Regions from separate parts of the Homo sapiens genome. Here region 1 is linked to region 2. The links are chromatin loops, found by intact Hi-C in ENCODE. Cell type or tissue: lower leg skin. All regions are shown on one strand. Each heading gives the region's core, and the rest is flanking DNA. Links, peaks and the distances in the headings are about the cores only.

Evidence for each region. Peaks named below come from ENCODE experiments on the same cell type or tissue, not always from the same donor. Only the 100,000 strongest peaks of a DNase experiment are listed, where the experiment ranks them.
Region 1: it touches region 2 in a loop (2.4-fold over the local background); 23 of 110 quality-filtered maps call a loop at or near these places.

Annotation. Positions count from the first base shown.
Region 1 is chr17:45,732,500-45,736,883 of GRCh38, reverse strand. All of the region lies in intron 3 of LINC02210-CRHR1 (LINC02210-CRHR1 readthrough), which reads right to left. LOC107985028 (a long non-coding RNA gene) reads left to right here and starts at 2,205. Exons shown (of 2, transcript XR_001752915.2): 1 at 2,205-2,600. In lower leg skin, for the core only: no CTCF peak of the experiment used is centred there; no DNase peak of the experiment used is centred there.
Region 2 is chr17:45,822,527-45,826,910 of GRCh38, reverse strand. All of the region lies in intron 6 of LINC02210-CRHR1 (LINC02210-CRHR1 readthrough), which reads right to left. The region is part of intron 4 of CRHR1 (corticotropin releasing hormone receptor 1); the gene reads right to left. Among named protein-coding and RNA genes, the nearest start is that of SPPL2C, 20 kb to the left of the region's middle. RefSeq lists an enhancer at 2,861-3,362. In lower leg skin, for the core only: no CTCF peak of the experiment used is centred there; no DNase peak of the experiment used is centred there.

The sequences.
Region 1 (4,384 bases), core at 311-4,310, 90 kb after region 2:
AAGACTTGTATATAAATGTTTATAGATGCTTTATTTATTTGTATTAGCCCCAGACTGAAAATGATCCACTTGTCCTTCAACACAGAAATGATTAAATAAACTGGGGTATATCCTACCATGATCTAATACTCAGTGACACTGTTAGGCTTTGTGTCCCCATCCAAATTTCATCTTAAATTGTAATCCCGAGGTATTGAGGAAGAGAACTGGTAGGAGGTGATTGGATCACAGGGACAGTTTCCCCTATGCTTCTCTCATGATAGTGAGTTCTCACGAGATCTAATGGTTTTATAAGACAGTTTTCCCTGCACTTGCTCACTGTCTCTCACCTGCTGCCGTGTAATATGTGCCTGCTCCCCCTTCTGCCAAGATTGTAAGTTTCCTGAGGCCTCCCCAGCCATGTGGAACTGTGAGTCAATTAAACCTCATTTGTTTATAAATTACCCAGTCTCGGGTAGTAGCTTTATAGCAGTGTGAGAATGGATTAATACAGTCAGAAAGAACTACTGATACACAAAACAACCTGGATGAATCTCCAGAGAATTATGCTGAGTGAGAAAAGCCAATCCCCCAAAGTTACATATGATTCCATTTATATAACATTCTGGAAATGACAACATTATGGAAATGGATAACAGATCAGTGGTTGCCATCAGTTAAGGAGAAGATAGGGATGGGAGGGAAGTAGATATGGCTATAAAAGGGCAACATGAAGATCCTCATGGTGATAGAAACGTTCTGTATCCTGACTGTGTTAACATCAATATCTTGGTTGTAATATTATAGTTTTGCAAGTTGCTATCATGGGAAACTGAGTAGAGGATTCCCCAATTACCTCAAAATTTAAAATTTTAGGTAAGAAAATTTAAACTTTGAAGACAGAAAAAAGATAAAACGCTGCTGCTTCTCCAAGATAAAATAAGAATGGCCATGGCTTCCCGACAATCACCTGGACTTACCTGAAACAGACTCATTGAATCAGGAGAATTGGCTTCCAGGTTCTACAGCCTCTCTTCCTCCCTCCAACACGAGTAAGCCCTCTGTAGTCTCTCCTCCTTTCCCCCACCAAAATGTAAAAAAGCTGATAAAGCACTAATACTAATCATAAATAATTGTTCAGACAGTGAGTGCATACTCACAAAGGGATGTGCATTTTAATGGGAACAAGTCATAGTAAGCTAAAAAATGAACCACCAATAGTGAAATTGCTGATACAGCAGGCAGAGGTAGGAAGACATTTAAGATGGCTGGAAAAGGAAGAACTTCCTTGAACTCTGAAAATCCATCAGGCCTGCAGGCTGGGTTGATTCATCAGGCCAGCTGTGCCCAATAGGTAGAGTGGAGAGATTTAAACACCAGGGTAGGGGACAGGAAATGGCAGAATGAAGATATCAGTAGTGTAGTGCTCCAGGATTGGATGGGAATGATTAGAAAGAAAGAGAATTGAGATTTGAAAGGTAAAAGATATTTATTCATTTGCCTAGGACGTTTCACCACTTTAAAAATTAATTAAATTTGTTAGAGATGACATCTCACTATGTTGCTGTATTAGTCTGTTTTCATACTGCTATAAAGAACTGCCCAAGACTGGGTAATTTATAAAGGAAAGAGGTTTAATTGACTCACGGTTCTGCACAGCTGGGGAAGCCTTGGCAAACTTACAATCATGGTGGAAGGTGAAGGAGAAGCAAGGCACCTTCTTCACAAGGCAGCAGGAAGGAGAAGTGCCAAGCGAAGTGGGAAGAGGCCCTTATAAAACCATCAGATCTTGTGAGAGCTCACTCACTATCACGAGAACAGCATGGGGGAATTGCCCCCATGATTCAATTATCTCCACCTGGTCTCTCCCTCGACATGTGGGGATTATGGAGATTATAATTCAAGATGAGATTTGGGTGGGGACACAAAGCCTAACCATATCAGTTGCCCGGGCCAGTCATGAACTTTCACCACTGTTTTCTGCAAAGCACTGTGCATTCCCATTCTAGTTAGGCGATCTAAATGTAAAGTGGCCATTTTGGAACAATTATTGGCCTGGGTGTGATCACCTGATCCAGCCCTGACCAATCATAGTACCTTTCTACCTCTGAGTTTCAATAATTGGTTGAGAAGGTGATGGGTAATTCAAGCCTAGCCAATTGGAGTCTTCTCCTATTGGTTGGTTGGTTGGTTGTAACTGGAATTGGAGTTTTGTCTACTGTGATGAAACTGAGAGTATTAGGCCTTGGACCAGCAGCACGGGAGAAGCTATCTAACTAAGCAGGGAGCTGACACCTAGAGAACCAGGCAGTAGGAGGGATGCCTGGTGGCCCCAGAGTCCCTGGTTTAAGTCATTCCTGAGGCTGGCTGCATTCTTGTCCAGCCAGTGGTTTGGATACTGGAGTCAATAAGTAATCCCCATACTCCCCTTTCCCAGAAGCCCGAGCAAAGCTGGCTCTGTACGCAGGATGAGGGGAGGCTTGTGTGTGTGTGTGCGCTGTGGGTTCCTGATCAGAAAGTTCTACCCCATCTGATGAGCCCTGGCAAAAAAGTCATCAGAGATGGTACTGAGGCTCTGAAAGCCTACGTGCTGGGGAGGAAGATCCCAAGGAAGCAATAAGGTAGGAACCATCTTTTCACTTATGGAGCACCTGAGCTGCACTGGATAGCACACTCCAGTGTAAATGTTATTAGTCCATTTTTCAGAGGAGAAAACTGAGGCTCACACAAGTAAAGTCAGTTGTTCGAGGTAACATGGTAATAAGAGGCAGGCTTGGTATGGGACCCAGTCATTTCTTACTTCCAAGCTAGTTTCTTTCTAGTTGGCCACCCTATTCTCCAGGAGCCTCCCATTCTCTTAGCAAGGCACAGCTGCTTATTTAAAGATTACCCAAAGCTTTTGACCAGCTCAGACATCTCAGGACTCTGAATCTCATAACCACAGGGGTCCTGGGAGGCAAGTGCCAATCCAATGAGCCTTAGAGGCTACTATTTAGAGCCAGATATGAGACGGTGTCCAGGCTGAATATGAGACCCTGGGAAATTACTTAACCTCCCTGAACCTCAGTTTCCCTATTTCTATCTGAGTTAATAATAGTAACTGCCTCCTATGGTTGTTGGTGAGACAATGAATGAAAGGTGCTTAGCATATATGAGCAGCCTTTGGTCCTTATGAAAGAGAAACCCAGAGTCCCCTGTTTCCAAGTCAGCACTCAGATGTCCCTAATCCCCCAGCCTCTGACCTTCTCCCTCCTCCCAATTTCAGCCCCGGCCAGGCCATTCCTGTCTAAACTTTTCCAAATGTCACTCTTTTTTTTTCTTTTTTCTTTTTTATGCTTTTTGTCTTTATCTAGGTGACATTTTTCTTTTCTTCCGCAGGGATTGTTATAAGAACAGGTGTGAAAATAACAACAGAGTCTCTGGCCAGGCCCCTCCTGAACAGTGGGAGGATATTTTGGCCTAGAGACAGCCACAGAGAGTCCCAAGGGCGTGGGGGTCAGGGGAGGGATTGAGCTAAGGGAATGCTGGGGCAATTCTACAGCTAGGTCAAAGGGCAGGCCTCCCTCTCCAGAAAGGACTCCACTGACATAATCTCAAGTATGATGAGTCAATAAAATCCAGCTCTGGAATTCTTGGCAAAGCTGAAGCCTTCCCTGTCCACAAGAGACTGTGTTGGGTGGCTCAGTTTGGTCAGTCCTGATCATCTCCCGTCTGGGTGGAGAGACCAAGAGGCAGAGCTGGCAGCGACAGACCCCCCCACAGCCAGGCTCTCCCAGGGCTCCAGGCCCCTCAACCTTGCGTGGCTGTGCTTGGTGAACTCACTCGTCTTCACAGGGGTGTGAGGACTGTCTTCATCTCAGAATCCTCCACAGAGGCCGGTACCTGTGAGACATCAATTACAGCCTCAGTAAGGGTTGAATCAAGTGACAGAAAACCCTGCTGTCTGGAAAAAGGAAGAGGAGGACCTTCTGAGAGGAGATATGAGTCACTGGCAGAAGACTCCATTCACAAACATGACTCCCCATTGTCTGCCTCACACACAGTGCCCTCTCCCATTCTCCAGGAACTGGCCATCCTCAACCATGGGTCCCAGCTAAAACCCCGGGGCTTAGCTCACTGGACCAAAGAGCATCTGACTGAAGCTTGCCAGTCAGATTCTTTTCTCCTAGGAATGTGAACTTTTAACCTGAGAGACATAGCAGGTGAGAGGCATAAATGGTGACCCCTGGAAGGAAGGTCCATGGGCACAGGGTGAAACCACCTTTACAAAAAGTGCATCAGTGAGAGAAATCTAAGCTAACTGACTCCAACTTCACAAGCTAACTGCCTTTGTTAACTTTAAAACAGAGATGATAACAATCCCTTCCCAAAACTAACCCCCTTCTTGCTTGATGACCAAAACTGC
Region 2 (4,384 bases), core at 316-4,315:
TGCTTCCTGGGTTCAAGTGATTCTCCTGCCTCAGCCTCCCGAGTAGCTGGGATCACAGGCATGCACCACCATGCCCAGCTAATATTTTGTATTTTTTGGTAGAGATGGGGTTTTGCCATGTTGCCCAGGCTGGTCTCGAACTCCTGAGCTCAGGCAATCCACCTGTCTCGGCCTCCCAAAGTGCTGGGATTACAGGCGTGAGCCACCGTGTCCGGCCCCCTGCGACATTTCTTGGGGGACAAGCAGGAATTGAAAGCAGAGGCACTCTCTGGGGTGGTCTCACGCCACTTTGGGCCCAGGAGCCTCGGGGGACCTCCTGCTGGGACAATAGCGCCCAAGAGGGCTTTCCTCCAAGAGCCTGAGGGAGAATCAGGCCAAACCATTCCCGGGGGACAAAGTCTCAGTGTGCCTCCCTGAGCAGTCGGGCCTGGGCCGGGTTCAAGCCCTGTCTCTCATCGGCCACATCAGCATCATGCAACCTGAGAAGACAGCTGGAGAGACAGCCTGAGGGATGGCTGCTGATACCCTGAGACAAATACATCCTGCGACACCCAGACAGAAGCCAGTGACACTGTGACATTTCCAATAACAACCAGAGTTCTGGCCAGCATTATTTAGAGAGACAGCAAGGCCTTAAGAGGCACCCAGGAACACCCTGAGAGGTGGCCAGTGATACCTGGAGAGGAGAGTCAGCAGCACCCCCAGGGACAGCCAGTGACACCCCGACCGATGGCCACGATAACAGCAAAGCAGCTGGGATGTCCGAAGGACAAATGGGCACAGCTACCCCTCGGGCCCTGACCAGCACTCCATCTCCATCCAGTCTGGAGACCTAAGACCAGCAGGCACCCCGCCCTAAGGAGGGTGGCACAGCGTGGTACTTGGCAGAGGCCACTCCGCTGTACCCTCAGTGATCTGAATTGAATAAGCAATTTGTGCCCGGCTGACTCTGACTGGACTCTCTGCAGGACACCACCTCGTCCCAGGCGCTGCAGTGCCAGATCCGTCCTGATGCCTCTCTGGGTTGGTGGCAATGAGACCTCCCTTCCAAGCTCCCCACTGGTGCCCACTCCATTCTGGCACGTCCTCTCCACCGAGGCTTCCAGAGCTACTCCTCTTACCCTGCAGTGGGCACTCACTCCAGCCCCTCGATCCTCAAAGGGTGGCCCCTGGCCCAGCAACAGCACGCAGAGGAGCACGCAGAGATCTTGAGGAAAGTGGAATGTATGCCCTACGCCAGGCCCATGGAATCGGAGCTTGGTTTTAGGAAAAAGCACCTCTGCAGTTCAGAAGCCCTGGTCCAACCACCACTCACCTCTCCCCACACGGTGAGCAGTGAACCTTGGTCCACAAACCAGACCCCCAGAATCCGTTTCATGTCCCACCACGGTGTGCTCTCCCAGGCTGTGCCTGAGGCCCAGGCTCCTGTGCGCAGCAGAACGTGGGGAAAGGGGATAGAGTGTGTGCAAGTGTTGGGTGGGTGGGGGAAGGCTGGACGGTGGGGAAGGGAGTGAACAGTAGTAGCGGGAGGTGGTGGGGGGAGGAGAGGGTGCTGATACAGGCAGCAGGTGTAGGGGTGGTGCTGGGGGCTCAGTGCCATCCCCCGGCCAGCCATGCATGCAACAGTTGGGGGCCTGTCCCCTGGTGGTGCTGGCTGCGGGCAGATCTCCTGGGGTGCCTGGCCTTGAGGTGCCCTTGCAAGTCCCATTTCACAGGCAGACTTCTGCGAATCCATTATCTGCGATACCCCAGGGCGCTGGAGCTTAATTAGGGCTTAGCCCAGGCCCAGAGCTGAGAAACCTACCACTCAATTAATTGGATACTTTCCTCTGCAGTTCTGGGAGGGGTCTGGCGAGGCTGGGGGCTGGCAGAAGGGAATGGCATTTTCACTAATTAAACTAATCGATTACCCAGAGTGCTAGGCACCAGGCCAGCAGGGGCTGCAGAGGAAAGAGATGGCAGAGCCAGGCACGGATGGGCTGGGGGGTGGGGCGGGTCACTCCCCCAGGTGTACACTACAACCTCCCCTGACCTCACAGGGGAGATGAGAGACAGGGGGCGGCAGGTGAATGGAACGTCTCCCATAGGCCAAGACAGGCCAACACCACCCTTCCATCCCCAGAAGGCAGAGATCTGAATTCCTGGCCACCATTTTTGGGAACTTGGTGAGGTTAAGTTGCCTCCTCAAGGTCATGCAGCAGGTTCCCGTTGAAACCCAAACCCTAAGGTCCGTGCTATTCCCACTGCAATGCAAAGAGGGGGCTGATGAGACCGGGCTCCCGATCCTCTTCCTTGTCCTAACCCTGCTGGTGGACAGAGGTAGAGACCCCTGTCCTGGCAGGGTTGGGTGTTGCAGGGCAGGCTGAGGGTGGCTAACCTACTGCCCTTAGGCCTTTGAAGGGTGCTGGGGAAAATGGGGGCTGCCGAGTGTCCCCATCAGCCAACTGAAAAGAAGGGGCTTGCAATAGAGCAGGAGAGACAGGTGAACCACGAAGACCCCGCGCTGACCCTCAGGAGGGTTGAGTGCAGGGCGTGAAGCTGGGACAGACAGTGCGGCCTGCAGCCTGACCTCATGGCTTAGCTGTGCCTCCTGGACACCATCCCTCTCTGCAATGGCGTGTGGTCCTGAGTCACTGACAGCACTGACCCGCTCCTCTGAGCACCAGCCCTGTTTCCTTTCCTCCCACCTCCTCTACTGTGTGCCAGGCTACGGGCTCCTCACATCCCTGAACGGTCTTGCCCACTCCCACCCCACCAGCCAAGGCCAAGGCCATCTCCTCTGGCCCAACTAAGTCTCCTAACCTGGAACCCCACCTCCTTCCCCCAGTCCAGGAGGAGCCCTCCTCCCAATCCCAGGACTTCCCAGGTGGGCTCTCTGTGTGGGGGCTTAGCAAGCTGAGGGCTTTCCCTGCTCAGATCAGATCATCAGGGAGCCTGACCAACCCACCCCAGCCTTGAGTGCCACCCAAAGGTCTGGCCTGTGGGATCTGAGATGCCAGGCAGCCCCTCGCCCTGCCAGAGCAGCACCGTGGAAGAACTCGTGAGTCTTTTAAGCTAGGCATTGACCTAGCTGCAGCTTCCGGAAGGAGACAGCAGAGCCCCGCATTAGCTCAGTGACTTGAGGCCAGGAAGCCAGGGGTGGGGCTAACCAAAGCTTGCCAGGCCGGGGTGGGAGCTACAGGTGAAGGAAAGTGATTCTTTCTCCGTTAACTTTGTTTCACGCCAGATACCTGGCAGTGGGCAAAGCAGAGCCTGGGCTGCAGAGCCTGTGCTCCGGAGCCTGGGCTCCAAAGCCCTGGGTTCCGGGCTCTGACTTAACTGCCAAAAATACAAAAATTAGCCCAGCATGGTGGTGCATTCCTGTAATCGCAGCTACTCAGGAGGCTGAGGCAGGAGAATCACTTGAACCAGGGAGGTGGAGGTTGCAATGAGCCGACATCGCGCCACAGCACTCCAGCCTGGCGACAGAGGAAGACTCTGTCTCAAAAAAAAAAAAAAAAAAAAAAAGGGAATGTCCCAGAGCCACGTGACCTTGTGTGAATCATTCCCCTTTTCTGGGCCCCAGTCTCCCCATCTGTAGTGTGAACGGGTCGCACTAGATTAGAGTTTCTCACTTTTGCCCCATCAGAAGGCTCCCCTGGGGCACTCATGAAAGACACAGATTCCCAGGTCCTCCTTGGACAGTGTGATTTCTTAGGTGTTGGGTGTGGCCCTGGGACCTGTATTTGGACAAGTGCTCTGGGAGATTCCATTTTTTTTTTTTTTTTTGAGACAGAGTCTTGCTCTGTCGCCAGGCTGGAGTGCTGTGGCGCGATCTGGGCTCACTGCAACCTCCGCCTCCCTGGTTCAAGTGATTCTCCTGCCTCAGCCTCCTGAGTAGCTGCGATTACAGGGATGCGCCACCATGCTCGGCTAATTTTTGTATTTTTAGCAGAGATGAGGTTTCACCATGTTGGCCAGGATGGTCTCGATCTCCTGACCTCGTGATCTGCCTGCCTCGTCCTCCCAAAGTGCTGGGATTACAGGCGTGAGCCACCGCACTTGGCCCCACTTTTTTTTTTAATGGAATTTCGCTCTTTTTGCCCAGGCTGGAGTGCAATGGCACAATCTCGGCTCACTGCAACCTCCGCCTCCTGGTTTCAAGCGATTCTCCTGCCTCAGCCTCCCGTGTAGCTGGGATTACAGGTGTAATCCCGCCACACCCGGCTAATTTTGTATTTTTAGTAGAGATGGGGTTTCACCATGTTGGACAGGCTGGTCTTGAACTCCTGACCTCAGGAGATCTGCCTCTGGACGATTCTTATAACCAGGCAAGTCTGGGAACCTCAAGATGGGAAGGAGAGTCTCCACGGTCCCTTCCAGCTCTGATCTTTAGGCGACGGGA